3 separate regions of the Homo sapiens genome follow, and all the other regions are linked to region 1. Evidence: read pairs that join two places in POLR2A ChIA-PET (ENCODE). Cell type or tissue: MCF 10A. All regions are shown on one strand. Each heading gives the region's core, and the rest is flanking DNA. Links, peaks and the distances in the headings are about the cores only. Region 1 holds the start of TTC8 (tetratricopeptide repeat domain 8). Region 2 overlaps EML5 (EMAP like 5). Region 3 overlaps EML5 (EMAP like 5).

What was found. Peaks named below come from ENCODE experiments on the same cell type or tissue, not always from the same donor. Only the 100,000 strongest peaks of a DNase experiment are listed, where the experiment ranks them.
Region 2: POLR2A ChIA-PET joins it to region 1 with 9 read pairs; 2 of 35 experiments call an interaction of 5 or more read pairs at or near these places.
Region 3: POLR2A ChIA-PET joins it to region 1 with 6 read pairs; 5 of 35 experiments call an interaction of 5 or more read pairs at or near these places.

Annotation. Positions count from the first base shown.
Region 1 is chr14:88,822,178-88,827,061 of GRCh38, reverse strand. It overlaps TTC8 (tetratricopeptide repeat domain 8), which reads right to left and starts at 2,411. Exons shown (of 15, transcript NM_144596.4): 1 at 2,241-2,411. The coding sequence starts at 2,354. RefSeq lists an enhancer at 2,400-2,759. In MCF 10A, for the core only: no CTCF peak of the experiment used is centred there; DNase peaks (open chromatin) are centred at 2,411 and 2,671.
Region 2 is chr14:88,696,791-88,701,674 of GRCh38, reverse strand. It overlaps EML5 (EMAP like 5), which reads left to right. Exons shown (of 44, transcript NM_183387.3): 15 at 4,723-4,828. Among named protein-coding and RNA genes, the nearest start is that of EML5, 94 kb to the left of the region's middle. In MCF 10A, for the core only: no CTCF peak of the experiment used is centred there; a DNase peak (open chromatin) is centred at 2,824.
Region 3 is chr14:88,684,528-88,689,411 of GRCh38, reverse strand. It overlaps EML5 (EMAP like 5), which reads left to right. Exons shown (of 44, transcript NM_183387.3): 18 at 939-1,141; 19 at 2,085-2,196; 20 at 4,270-4,397. Among named protein-coding and RNA genes, the nearest start is that of EML5, 110 kb to the left of the region's middle. In MCF 10A, for the core only: no CTCF peak of the experiment used is centred there; no DNase peak of the experiment used is centred there.

The DNA of each region.
Region 1 (4,884 bases), core at 1-4,000:
AGATATCTGACCCTTTCCCTGGGTCAAAAAAAAAAAGGAATCCGGTGGTCAAATAAGTTTCAGAACTATTTAATTATTTGGATTAATCAAAAATAGGCAAAATTAGTTTCCTTTTCTTCAAAACTACTCAGAGCCTTTAGGGTGCATCCTGAATCTCCAAGAAGGAACATACATTTCCCAAATGTACTTAATGAGGGAACTTGTTCTCACTGAACAGCTCTTGGGACTACTGTTTCGTGGAACACAGAATGAAAACTACCGTAACTCAATGGAAAAATTAAAATGGCACATAAAGTTCCTGCAAACCATTGTGCCTAGAACAATGTCTGGCACATCAAAGGTTCTTTTTTTGAGACAGAGTCTCTCTGTCGCCCAGGCTGTGGAGTGTGGAGTGCAGTGGTGCGATCTCCGCTCACTGCAAGCTCCGCCTTCCGGGTTCACGCCATTCTCCTACCTCGGCCTCCCGAGTAACTGGGACTACAGGCGCCCGCCAACACGCCCGGCTAATTTTTTCTATTTTTAGTAGAGAGGGGGTTTCACCGTGTTAGCCAGGATGGTCTCAATCTCCTGACCTCGTGATCCGCCCGCCTCGGCCTCCCAAAGCGCTGGGTTTACAGGCATAAGCCACCGTGCCCGGCCACATCAAAGGTTCTTAACAAGCTTCTGTTGTACCAACGTAAAGGGTCAATATTTTGTCACAAGTCCCAAACATATTTGATTGTGTATTTTTTTAAGCAATATCTATAAGATTACTATGCCAAAAACACATTTGGGGGCTGGGCGCGGTGGCTCATGCCTGTAATCCCAACACTTTGGGAGGCCGAGGCAGACGGATCACGAGGTCAGGAGTTCGAGACCACCCTGGCTAACACGGTGAAATCCCGTCTCTACTAAAAATACAAAAAAATTAGCCAGGCTTGGTGGCACGTAACTGTAGTCCCAGCTACTCGGTAGTCTGAGGCAGGAGAATCGCTTGAACCTGGGAGGCGGAGGTTGCAGACAGCCGAGATCGCGCCGTGCCACTGCACTCCAGCCTGGGCGACAGAGCGAGACTCCGTCTCAAAAAAAAATAAAAAAAAATAAAAAAAATTTAAAAAAACCTTGGAAAAATGCTTGTCTACAGAAATATAGTCCTATTAATTAATGTGAACTAACAACAGAACCTAGCTTTGTATTACCACTAACGTAGGCTGTTCTAAGAGAGATGTACTATCTGAAAGACAAAATGTTCATCTCAGCAGGTTATCATCCATCATCCATTTGCTGGGAGCTAAGGCAGAGCCTAGTAACAGCATTCACACTCAGGCCTCCGCTTTTGTAACTCCCTTCAATTTTCCATTTTTTCTAACATCTCCAAGGCAACACCACTAGAGGAAAAGCTAGGGAACTAGAACTACGTAGGTATATTCCGCACTTACTAAAAGCACTGACAAACTGCCGCAGCGCTACTTCTGTTCTCCCATTTTCTCCTTTTTTGCCTATTCCAGGAGCCACCTGCCCACCAGAATTGTACCGCTCACGTACATTGTATACTACCTTTTCCACTCGCTATACACATTACTCTAGTTTAAGTTCTCTTTTCATCAATGCCATCATTCCTTCTTGTAAGGAGCCTTTCTTTCCCATTTCTCCCTCCTACAATTAGAGCTTCCCTTGCCTAGGTAATTTTTTAAATAATGAATGTATCTTTCTCCCTCCTAGATTCTCATTCTTCTAATTTGCATATTTGCCTCAAGCTAAACTCATGGCCTCCTTCACTCTTGGACAACAGTCTAAAGATGAGGTGGGAGGATCACATGTTCGATCCAAAAGGAAGAAGGCAGCTATGTTAACAGGAGGTGGAGAGTCACAGATCTTTGTTTATGCATATTTTTTAGAAATTAACAACGCACACGCTGAGAGCTTAAAGCCCATCAATATGCAAGTATAAACGAATTATCAAAGTTCCTCGTCAAGTAAAGTTCAGGGCTCTCATTCTGGGACACGTATAGGGGAGGGGAGGCTGAAAATTGTGAGGAGGGGGCGGTCATGGCACAGAACTTGCTATCCCCGTGGACGTGGCGGACAGCGGACCCGCTAGTCACAGCTCCACAAGGTCTCGCTCCGGGCGCCTCCGAGGGCCGAACGGTCAGCCCCGCCTCGGGCCTTCCTCCCCGGCCTCCCAACCCGGGGCTGGGATATGCCCCAGACCCCGCAGCCTCAGCGTCAGGATGCACAGGCTGACGGGAGCTGGCCGGTACCTGGTCATAAGGGGACTTCTCCAGCATCTGCGTGCATAGATCGGCGCAGAGCTGGAACTTCCTGCGCCTAAAATAGCTCCAGGCCAGGAGCAGCGGCTCCATCTCCGAGCTCATGGCTGCCGGTGCGGCCAGCGAAGGCCCAGCGCTCCAGGAGAGAGGTGGGCGTGGAGTGAAGAGCTGGCGGCGTCCGACTCTGCCCGGCAACCCGCGACGGCTGGGGCCTTGTCCGAGAGGTGCCCGCAGCGCGCCTGAGAACAGGAAAAAGAAAAACAACCGCAAGCAGAACTCGGCTACAGGGCTTGCCTAAACTTGGTTGGAAAAAGATGTCTACTTTTAAAGGCTACAGGTTTCATTGATTTTGAAAAGAAGGCACCGCGGCTAAACAAAAAGGTAGTGAGTTAGACACCTGCCCCTGGGGTCCCCCACCCTCCCAGGAGGCGCAGCTGCCTAGCAACCGAATGCTCTGCCTGCCCTGCAGGTCCGGAAGAGTCCCTGGAGTTGATCTCTGTCTGGTGTCTGTCCTACTTCTTCCATTCGCTCGTTTCCATCCCTTTCGCTTTACCTTCCGATTCTAGAAATACAAACAAGTAAACAGCTTCCACAGTACCATCCACCCATCAAGACCTAAAGTCCTAAATCCTGAAATTGTCCGCTGTTTCTCGAGGTCCTTCCCACCGAATCTCAACATCTGAACTGCAAGTGGTTTGCTTTTACTCATTTTACAGATGAGAAACTGAGATAGACTCAGAGAAGAGAAATTATTAAAATTGCATTGAGTTAGGGAGCTGGAACTGCAATCTGGTTGACTACAAGTTGCTAATACATTTGTTAATTCGACTCACATGGTGATTCCGGATTGTAAATTGGTGACAGTTTTACCAAACTAGATAATGTGTGCAAAATAATAATAATAATAATAATAATAATAATTTTTAAAAGCTTTGTGAAACATCGTCTCCTGGCACTTGCTGTTTGGCAAGGGTTTACTTGTGCAGAGTGATTTCTTCAAACACAATTCTGACTTTTCTCTAGAAATTTGCACAGATGACAAATATGCTTAAAATTGCAATGGTTATGAAAAGAGAGGTGTGACCGGCTAAATCCAGGTAGGCTTTTCTCAAACCACTGGGGTCTGAGAAAACATTAGACATTCTATTTAATCCACATATTTATATTTTTCATAGGTATTAAAATGAAACTTATGCTTCTAAACTAAGAAATTTATTGTTACCTTTTATTCTCTACTAAGCAGTCTTTCTTGAATTGTTGTATTTTGGAAGTCAGTAATTATCAGGATTGTCATTGTTACAGTTAAGTGTATTGTCATTAGTCTATTTGTGTTCTCCTGGAACTGCCGGTAGAAATGTAATCTCCCTAAAGGTCCTAATGAAGCAGCCCATGGTTTCTGAGTGTCAAATTTTTAAGAACGCACATGCCGACAATTGACAATTGGGCTCAATATTTCACAGCGTCTTTTTGTTTTCTGGTACACTGTAAGCAGATTACTATGTAAGTGATTTTCAACCCTACTAGAGAAAGTGAAGCACAGAGAAACCCTTTAAAAGGGTCAGTTTCACAAATGATGCTAGATCTCAGTTCATAGATCCTTATCTTTTACTCTCTAGCATATAGTCAGATGTTCTAAATAAACTTTTTTAAAGAATAGTTTTCGATTTACAGAAAAGTCACAAAAATAGTAGACAGTTCCCATATACCCAGTTTCTCTATTGTGTGAGATGTTGACATTTGTTTTAGTGTAAGATGATACATTTGTTACAACTAAGGAATCAACAATGGTACATTACTATTAAATAAACTCCACAGTTTATTTGGATTTCAGTAGTTTTCCCTTAATGTTATTTCTCTATTCCAGGATCTCACTTAGGGTACCACATAACATTCGGTTATCATGTCTCCTTCACCTCCTCTGACACTGTGGCAGTTTTTTAGACATTCCTTGTTTATGATGACCTTGACAGTGTTGAAAAGTGCTGGTCAAGTATTTTGTAGAATATCTGAGAAGTTCTTAAAAATAGAGATGTCCCAATTCCAGCCCTAGAAATATTGACTTAAATTGTTTGAGGTAGGACTGGGGCATCGGTTTTGTTTTTTTAAGTGTCTCAGGTGATTCTGATGGGTAGCCAGGATTAATCACCCACTACATTGAGTTCTAGTCATGTATCTATTGAGATTATTGCCAACTTCCTACAGAGAAACACTATTTACATAAGTGGGGAAATAAACATGCCAATAAACATATAAATAAATGTGGAACAAATGAGGCATTAAAATATTTTAGTAGCATATAATGTGTGTTAACTTCTTTCAGAAGGCTGTTTTTTTCCTCTCACAAAAGTCAAATGAATGAGGAAAATTGTAGGATATTTAGTAAATTACAGGATGTTAAACATGTCCAAATGTAGCATAAAATGTGTCTTTAAAAGGATATAAAAATATGTTATTTTTAATATCATGTAAATATGTTTATGGTTCATTGATTTTATGAATTTATAGACAGACTTACATTTTTTAATAATATCTAACTGATAAAGCAGAAACCATTTTTTTAAAGATATGCTAGTAATAGGAAGAATAGACAATGTAACAATTCCTGGTGAAGGGAATAGATAAGAGTTACTAGGAC
Region 2 (4,884 bases), core at 603-4,602, 130 kb after region 1:
AAGGGATCAACTTGCATCCTCCTATATAGCTTTCCTGAAAGGAGAGAAAACTCCTCCCTTTTTTCTTTCTCCCATTCTTCTTCCTTTTTCTTCCTTTCTTTGTGCCTCTCCTTACTTGCTCTTTCTCTCCTTCCTTTCCCTCTCCTTCTTCCTTTCTTTCATTCACTCAAAAACATTCATCAAGCACATTCTATGTACCAAGAAATGTGCTAGGAATATAAAGATAAATAAGACAACTTCTTGTCATGGTGAAAACTCACATTCTGAGTTGTGATACAGTGTCCTAAGTATAGAGCAGAGAAGCTTCTCTGATCTATATTTATGACAATACCTTAGCACTATTGATGTTTCGGGGCAGGTAATTATTTGTTGTGGGAGGCTGACCTATGCATTGTAGGATATTTAGCAGCATCCCTGGTCTCAACCCATTAGAAGCCAGGAACACCCACTTCCCTGAGTTGTGGCAACCTAAAATGTCTCCAGACAGTACCCAGATGTCCCTTGGAAGGCAAAATCACCCTGTTTTTAAATGTAGAAATATGTACAAAGCCTGGTAGCAATGTAATGAAGAACTAATGATTAATTTTGCCCAGTAGAATCGAAGAAACCCTCATAGAGATGATGACATTTGAGCTGAGTTGTTTACCTGGCAGAGGGGAAGTTGGGGGAAAGCATTCTAAGTGTATTACAGCATCTGTAAAAGTAGGGCAAAAAAAAACCCAGCTTATTTAAAGAACTATGAGTAACTCACAGTGTTCAAATCTTAGAATGCATTATGGACATTAGTTGAGGAACTAATCAGGAGGGTAGGTAGAGGTTAAAACTACCTGGTTATCCTATATATTAACACAAACTGGGTCTTGGATGCACAGTTGTATTTAATGGTTTACGATCTAACCTTTCCGGTACAGGCACTTTCTGAGAAACGTTTGTCCTCATTTGGGACATTTTGTTGTCAGGTTTTTGTGTTTGTTTTTGTGGGTATTTGCCTCATTCCACCTCTGAGTTTTCAGGTAGACAGATGTGATTAAAAACTCTGTTCTAAGGTGCTTGTTGTAGTGGAGTAATGGGTTTGCAGTAATAAGTCATGCTTTTCCACTGAAGGGGAGGGCTTGGGAATCCCTGAGACTAGATAAAGTTAAGTCGTTGGAAGAATTCCTTGATTGGAAATTTTTCCTTTGTGTTTTGATGCTTTGTTTCCTGAAAATAACTCAGGGATGCTCCTGGTTTGTCCATCTACTGTTTTGATTCCTTGGATCCCACCCATTCTTTCACTTTAAGAAAAAAAAACAAATAATTGTTGCAGAGGTCTCTGTATTTTGCAGCTTCCCTTTTGTAAGAAGCACTTTTCCCAAATAAAACAATTTAAAAAAAAAGAAATTTAGATGAAAAATCTAGAGAGTTTTGTCTTTTGGAGAATTAAATACAAAGAATAACCTCTTGTCAGTAACTGTGATCTTAAGTGGAAATGAAAGAATGTGAAAGAAACTTACCTGGAAAGTCGAATAACATGACTAATTGTACTATAATTTGGAAATTTTGTTTAATTCAGCAAATACTTGTTGAGTGCTTCCTATTCAAAAGCATTAAATGTTGTGGGGAAACACAGAGATAACTCAGACTGGCTGCCACTATCGGGAGCTCACAATGTAGTATAAGAATTGGACAAATTATTCTGTGTGTATATGTATGTGTGTGTGTATATATGTGTGTGTGTATATATAGATATAATTCACTAAAAATACACTGATTTAGATGTCTTGTGGGCAACTCAGATTCAACATATCTAAAATGGAGATAAATAGGATTAATCTTCCCTTCCAAACCTGTTCATCGTTTCGTGTTTCCTTCTTAGAACATAGCAGTGTATTAACTTGGTTGCCTAAGCCTGGAAGTTAATCTTGTTCTTCACCCCTAAAGCTAGTCAGTCCTCAAGTAGCACCCATTCTTTCACCTGAATATATATTTATTCTTTATCTTCAATATTCTTTTCATCTTTAATTTTTCCATATCTCTACTGACAATCAATGCTTCACAATTTCTAAAACATTACTATAGCCATTGGTCTTCTGCTTTTTTCCTCTATCCATTTTTCCCATTCACTAGTAATCTTTCTAAAAGTCTTAAAATTCTTTCATATTTATTAGTGTTAATAGCCTGTAGGCTGTCTAAACAGCTGTCTAAATAGCCACAAGCTATAAATGATAAGAGATAAAAAGGGGAGGTTGGAGAGTCAGACTTGGTTAAATGCAATTCAAGGCATAACATTAATGCAGAGTTGGAAGTTGACTCCCAATGCAATTCAAGGCATTTAACCAAGTCTGACTCTCCAACTCCCCTTTTTATCTCTTTCTATTTGCCTCTTTGTAAACTATTTTTTTGCCTTCTGAGATAGATAGAATTTGTCCAACACGTATAATGCTATTTCACATCTTTTACTTAGTTCCTTCGTCTTGGAAAACTCTTCCCCTCCACTTCTATTCAACCTTCCAACTTTATCTAATTTCTGCTCCTTTTAAGACTTAGGCTAAGCCTATCTGAGAACTCTCCCAACCTCTCCCTTCTCCCCTTCATCCCTGAGTGAGATGCCCTAAGTGTACTTTAATAGTACTCAATATTATACTAAATACTGTCTATACCTCATGGAATGTGATATTGAAATCCAAGCCTTTCCACTTATTCGCTACTGGCAAATTACCTAACCTCTCTTTACCTTCGTTTCTTCATCCTTTAAAATAAGGATGTTATCTGTTCCCATCTCGTAGAGTTGTTGTGATTGGTACATGAGTCAATGTTCGTAAGGTGCTTAGAACAGTTTCTGGCACATAAATTACTTCTCAGTGAGTGTTAGTCATCATCATAATTTCCAGGTGAGATGTCCAGTAGACAATTGAAAATGTAAGTCTTGGATTCAGAGGAAAAGTAACTGCTCGAGAGAAGGACTTGGGAGGTATTTATTGATTTAACCACTGAAACTATAGAAGTGAGATACCTCAGGGCAAAAATGAAGAATGAGAAGACTGGAGAATTAAAGACCACCTTGGGAGAGGTTTGTATTTAAGTAACAGGTGAGGAAATTGAGAAGGAAACTCAGTAGTAGGAGTCAAGGAAGCTGGGCGCCGTGGCTCATGCCTGTAATCCTAGCACTTTCGAAAACTGAGGCGGCAGATCACTTGAGCCCAGGAGTTCAAGACCAGCCTGGACACGTAGTGAAACCCCATCTTTACAAAAAATACAAAAATTAGCCGGGCATGGTGGTGCATGCCTGTAGTCCCAGCTACTTGGGAAGTTGAGACAAGGAGGATCACTTGAGCCTGGGAGGCGGAGGTCGCAGTGAGCCAACATCATGCCATTTCACTTCAGCAGGGCAACAGGAGTGAAACCTTGTCTCAAAAAAAAAAAAAAAAAAGGAAACTGGAGAACCAGAAGAGAGTAGTACAGTAAAATCATCAAAAGCATCAAATTCTGTAGAAGTTTTTATATAAAAAGAAAACTTAAAAGTTACTGGTACTACTGTGTACCCACAAAAAATGTTAAAAATTTTCTAAAAAGTTACTGGTAATGTTTGGCTGAATAACTTAGTGAAATATTGGCTGATTGCAGTGTTATTTGTTATATCTTTTTATAAAATCAATCTCGGCCAGGTGCGGTAGCTCACACCTGTAATCCCAGCACTTTGGGAGGCCGAGGCAGGCAGATCACCTGAGGTCGGGAGTTTGAGACCAGCCTGACCAACATGGAGAAACCCTGTGTCTACTAAAAATACAAAAAATTAGCTGGGTGTGGTGGCACATGCCTGTAATCCCAGCTACTTGGGAGGCTGAGGTAAGAGAATCACCTGAACCCAGGAGGTGGAGGTTGCGGTGAGCCGAGATAGCGCCATTGCACTCCAGCCTGGGCAACAAGAGTGAAACTCCATCTCAAAAAAAATAAAAAATAAATAAATCAGTCTCAAAATTAACTATAATTGACAGCTCTATTAATTATTTCAGGAGTTGTCTCTATATACAAAGATATTATATCTCTTTATGCTTATGGTTAAAGAAAGTGATTACTTGAGTCTAGAGGAATAATTAAGAATTGATAGTTTACCTGTGCATTAGTGAACATCATAAACCAAGTTAAAAAATAAGTGACAGAGTGCTGCAGTAGATTTGCCTTTTCAGGTCTATAGACATGCTTGGTACTTTAACCCCCTCTGAATATTTGTTTACCCCATTATTTTAGTCTAGAATTCTTTATATTCAAGTTCTGTGCTTTCTGAAGGCCCACCTCCAGTACCTTCTCTTCTATGGACTCATTCTGCACAGCCTTTTCATGTTCATTAAGCATCTATTAAGAGGTGTTTGTCTTTCATTGATAATGTCCTGTTTTTCCAGTGAGTTTGCAAAAGTTACCTGAATGTCTTATTGCTCGTTGTATCTAGCATACAAACAATAGATATTCAGTAAGCATTTATCATCTTTATTGATGAAATATATGATAAAAGTCACATAGTGTTAGTTACATCATTCCTGGAAACACTGAGCCTAGCCTCATTAGCTTTTGAACAAGCATAAGAAAAAAATATCAGTCACTTATATAGTTTGCTTTAAATTTTTATTTAATAAATTTCTGTGGTAAATAAGTCAAGCTGTAAAAATCTCTTGTTTTATTTCCTTTTAGTAGATATGGAAATAAATAATTTAATTGTATTTAATAGCTTCTATAATTCTATTTTAGGTTGGTAGAGATCCCTCAATTCATATATGGGATACAGAGACCATTAAACCATTGTCCATATTAAAGGGCCACCACCAGTATGGTGTTAGTGCCGTTGATTTCTCAGGTAAGGCTGTTTGCTGTCTCAGTAAGAATTAACAAAATGCAGAGGCAACACATAGC
Region 3 (4,884 bases), core at 616-4,615, 140 kb after region 1:
GTATTCCCTAGTGTGACAACACAAACTGTTCCCAAAGGTGAGAAACAAGGAATTCTTTTCACTGTTCGTAGGAGTGTACATTGGTATATAAACTTCGGAAAACAGTTTGGCAAGAGCTGATACCTCTCTGATCTATATGATATGCCTTTTGCACATTACCCTATTACTACTCCCAGGCATTCCTAGAGAAACTCTTGCACTTGTATAGAAGAGGCCTTTACAAGAATGTTTAAAGCAGCATTGCTTTTAATAGCAAAAACTTGGAAGTAACTTAAATCTCCATTAATAGGAAAATGGATAAGCCATGGTATAGTTATATAATGGAATGCTATGTGGTTATGAAAGTGAGTTTTCTAACATGTAAAAAACTCTATAACAAATCATTGGTGAATAAAGCAAGTTGCAAAGAATACATACAGGATGATATTTATAGAAAAATTTAAAACATGAAAAATGAGATTGCTTAAAAATTCACAAATATTTATATGTAAAGGAATGCATGAGAATAATCAGTATCACATTCACAATACTAAAGCGTGAAGAAGGGAGATGAGGTTGGCATGACATTTCAGTTACTTTGGGATCTTTTTGTAGGTCAGCGGATATATAGGCATTCATTGTATTGGGGTTTTTAAATGCCTTTTTGTATTCTTAAATATGTCATAATAAAAACTTTAAAAAACATCATCAAAAGTGCTAAGGGCTGATTAAAACAGACTTAGTCCAGGTCTTTGTTTATCTAAAAAGTTATGGTCTAAATGCAGTTATGCAAGGTGTTACCCACATCACTGATTGAGACACCTGTAGTTTTCAATTCTCCTTACTGTTGCATGCCTTACTATTCAAACAACAACAACAACAGTAGAAAAGAAACTTTGCTTCTTTATAATTGAGTACATTTTGAAAGTGGTACTTTCATAATATTTTTTGTGAACTAGGGGGAGGATTGATTGGAAGAAAAGGCTACATAGGCACACTGGGGAAAAATGACACAATGATGTGTGCAGTGTATGGATGGACTGAAGAGATGGCTTTTTCTGGAACATCCACAGGAGATGTGTGTATCTGGAGAGACATCTTTCTTGTAAAAACAGTGAAAGCGCATGATGGGCCAGTGTTCAGTATGCATGCATTGGAAAAAGTAAGTAACCTAAAGAGATTTTAAATTAAACAAAATTTGTCCTGGAGTGTAGAGCATTTTAAGAAGTAAAGGAACACTGCCTTTCTACTTGCCTGGACTATCCAGCAGTAGTCTGTGGGCTAGGGTCATCTTGACCTTTCTTTGTTTCTCTTTTCAAACTCCCGAACACAGAATGAAATAGGTCTGCAGTGTTTTGTTTTGAGATAGTGTCTCACTCTGTCACCCAAGCTGGAGCGCAGTGGTGTGGTCATAGCTCACTGCAGCCTCCAGCTCCTGGGCTCAAGAAATCCTCCTGCCTCAGCCTCTTGAGTAGCTGTGACTACAGGCAAGTGCCACCCACACCCATCTAATTTTTAAAAATTTTTTTGGTAGAGATTATGTTGCCCAGGGTAGTCTCCAACTCCTGGGCTTAAGCTATTCTCCCACCTCAGCCGTCAAAGTATTGTGTTACAGGCATGAGCCATGGTGCCAGCCAGGTCTGCTGTTGTTGTTTTGTGTTTTTTTTGTTTTTTTTTAAAGTTTAACTTCATGTTCTTAAGCTCATACTATGTGTCAAAAATCGGCTGTTTATATATAATCACCATATCCATCAGGTAGTTACCATTTTTGTTTTCTCTTTTTAAGGATGAGGTTATTATGTAGACTCCAAGAGGATATATGTAACTTTCTGAGAGTGGTGATCTAACTTATAGTTACAGATTTTAGAAACTGTGTTTCTAAAGCCCTATCTAAAAGTAAAATGTTTAGGGTCACTGTAAATATTGTTGCAGATTCCATGTAGACGGTTTAAAAACACAATGGATTCTTAAGCTAATTCCTGTTCTTTACAAGCTGTAACTTTTGACTATGTTCTTTTTTCTAGAAGTTTTCAATATAAGGAAAAAGGTTACTATTTTAAAAAATATTTAGATCTTTATTAACTTGAACCTTTTTTTTTCCATAGGGGTTTGTAACTGGAGGAAAAGATGGTATAGTAGCTCTTTGGGATGACTCTTTTGAAAGATGTCTCAAGACCTATGCTATAAAAAGAGCTGCATTGGCCCCAGGATCTAAAGGTGATTTGAGACTTAGTGGGGTTTTTGTATAGGAAAAAAAGATTAATTGCTCATTAATGTGTGTGATCACTGAGGTGGAACACATGGCATGTATTTTTCCGTCTTGTTGGGCATCAGAATTAAGTGGAAGAAATCACTTAACTGGATACCAGAATCATTGCCATCTTTTCAAAAGTCTATTTTCTATGATACACATGGTAAAATATTAGTGAAATACAAGATTATGAATCCTAATTTTAACATTAATTTTCCAAAGAAAATTTCCATGTGAACATCACATTTATCACCAGTCAGGAACTTGTGTGCAACTTTGATATTTTGTTTCACCTTGGCATTTTGTTGACCCTGTTTCTGTAGCCTCACAGGCCTTTTTTCCCTTTGCCATTTGTTTGTTGATTTATTTAAGAGACAGGGTCCTGCTGTGCTGCCCAGGCTGGAGTGCAGTGGTGCAATCATAACTCACTGAAACCTTGAACCCCTAGACTCAAGTGGTCCTCCTGCCTCAGCCTCCTGAGTAGTTGGGACTAAAGGCGCCTGCCACCATACTCAGCAAATTTTCAAATTTTTGTGCAGCCAGGGTCCCTCTATGTTGTCCAGGCTGGTCTCAAACTCAAATGATCCTCTAAACTTGGCCTCCCGAAGCACTGAAATTACAGGCATGAGCCACTGTGCTTGGCCTACCTTTTTTTTTTTGAAGAGGAGGAAGGGTGCAAGGGCAGCATCAGGCCCAACTCCCTGTCCGCCGACCATCCTCCGGGCTGTGGGCCCAGAGGGTGCATTTTCTTTATTATTATTATTATTGTTATTATTATTATTATACCTTGAGTTCTAGGGTACATGTGCACAATGTGCAGGTTTGTTACATATGTATACATGTGCCATGTTGGTGTGCTGCACCCGTTAACTCGTCTTTGAGTGCATTTCTTCCTTTAAGGCATAGCACCACACTCTCTCTGACTTCTGGGCCTTTCTACCTGTTTTTACTTTTTCCTAAAACATGTCCTTCCTCTTCCTTCCTGCCCCCTCCAGTTACTTGACAACATACTTATTTTTCAAATATCAAACCTGATTTTTTCTAGGATGATTTCCCCCACCCTCATCTCCTCTCAAAAAAGTTAGATTCCACTGCTCTGTGCTCCCATTTCAATATGCCCCTAACACAGGGTCTGTTTTCCTCACTGTATGCTCTGTAAGGGTATGAGTTGAGTCTATCATCTTTACTAATATGTTGCTGAAGCCTCCCTAGGACAAGTAGACATAAATAAATATAGTTGGCCCTCTGTATCTGTGGGTTCCATATCCTCAGATTCAACCAACTGCAAATAGAAAATATGCTAGAGAAAAATAAAAAGTAACAATAGAACAATAAAAATAATATAAATTAAAAATACAGTATAACAGCTATTTACATAGCATTTACATTCTACTAGATATAAGCAATCTAAAAGTTATTTAAAGCACATGGGGGCCGGCTGTGGTGGCCCACATCTGTAATCCCAACACTTTGGGAGGCCCAGGTGGGTGGAACTCCTGAGCCCAGGAGTTTGAGATCAGTCTGGGCAAAATGGCACAACCCCACCCTACTGAAAAAAAAAATATATGGAATGATGTATGTGGGTTATATGCAAATACTACACCATTTTATATGAGGGACTTGAGCATCCATAGACTTTGGTATCTGTGGTTGTCCTGGAATCAATCCCCCAAGGATACTGAGGGCTGACTATATATCTTGAATTGAATTAAAATTACTAATAAGAATATTGTAAATAAGAGGGGCAGGAGATGGATAAGGAAGGGCTAATATAAGAAGAGGTAAACAAATAGCTGTTGGAATGGTAGGAGGGAATGTGAGAATAGAATCATAGACTTATAAGACATAGGTGGTACTTATTTAGAGATTACTAAATTGAATGATTGAGGTTAATATAGTACATTTATTAGAATACTTAAAATACAGGAGAAAACCTTGTAATGTGATTTTCACTGTCAAAATAGCTTAATTGGCAATATATACACTGTTGTATTATAGTAACTGTATGTCTAAAAGAACATCTTCATTTAACATTTCAGGTCTTCTCTTGGAAGATAATCCATCTATACGTGCCATATCATTAGGACATGGTCATATTTTAGTTGGCACAAAGAATGGTGAAATACTAGAAGTGGATAAAAGTGGCCCAATAACACTTCTGGTTCAGGTAATTTTAAATGCTAATTTGTTTTTTTTTCTTTACATACAATTGATTATTTCAATATATAAGAGCCAAAAGTTGACAGTGATGAAAAATAATGTTAAATTAGGGAAATATTTGTTAATGTATACAGAAAAAAAATTTAATGTATACAGAAAAAAATTTTAACGTATACAGAAAAAATTAATGTATACAGAAAAAATTTGTTTTTTTCTGTTAATGTATACAGAAAAAATTTTAATTTGGTTATAATGAAATGATTGGGTGTCAGTAAATATACATATTCTTCTATGGAATAATTGCCAATATTTTGAGTAATTTCTTATCAGAAAATAAAGGACCCATGAAAAGAAAAACCAGCTGTAATTAATTTAACCCAGTCTGTTTTTAATTTTATTTATATAAGGTATATTTGTTGAGCCTAAGGCAATTATTTTTCTCTGAAACTCTTCATTAGGCCATTCTTAAGTTTCTAAGAAAAAATAAAAATGTA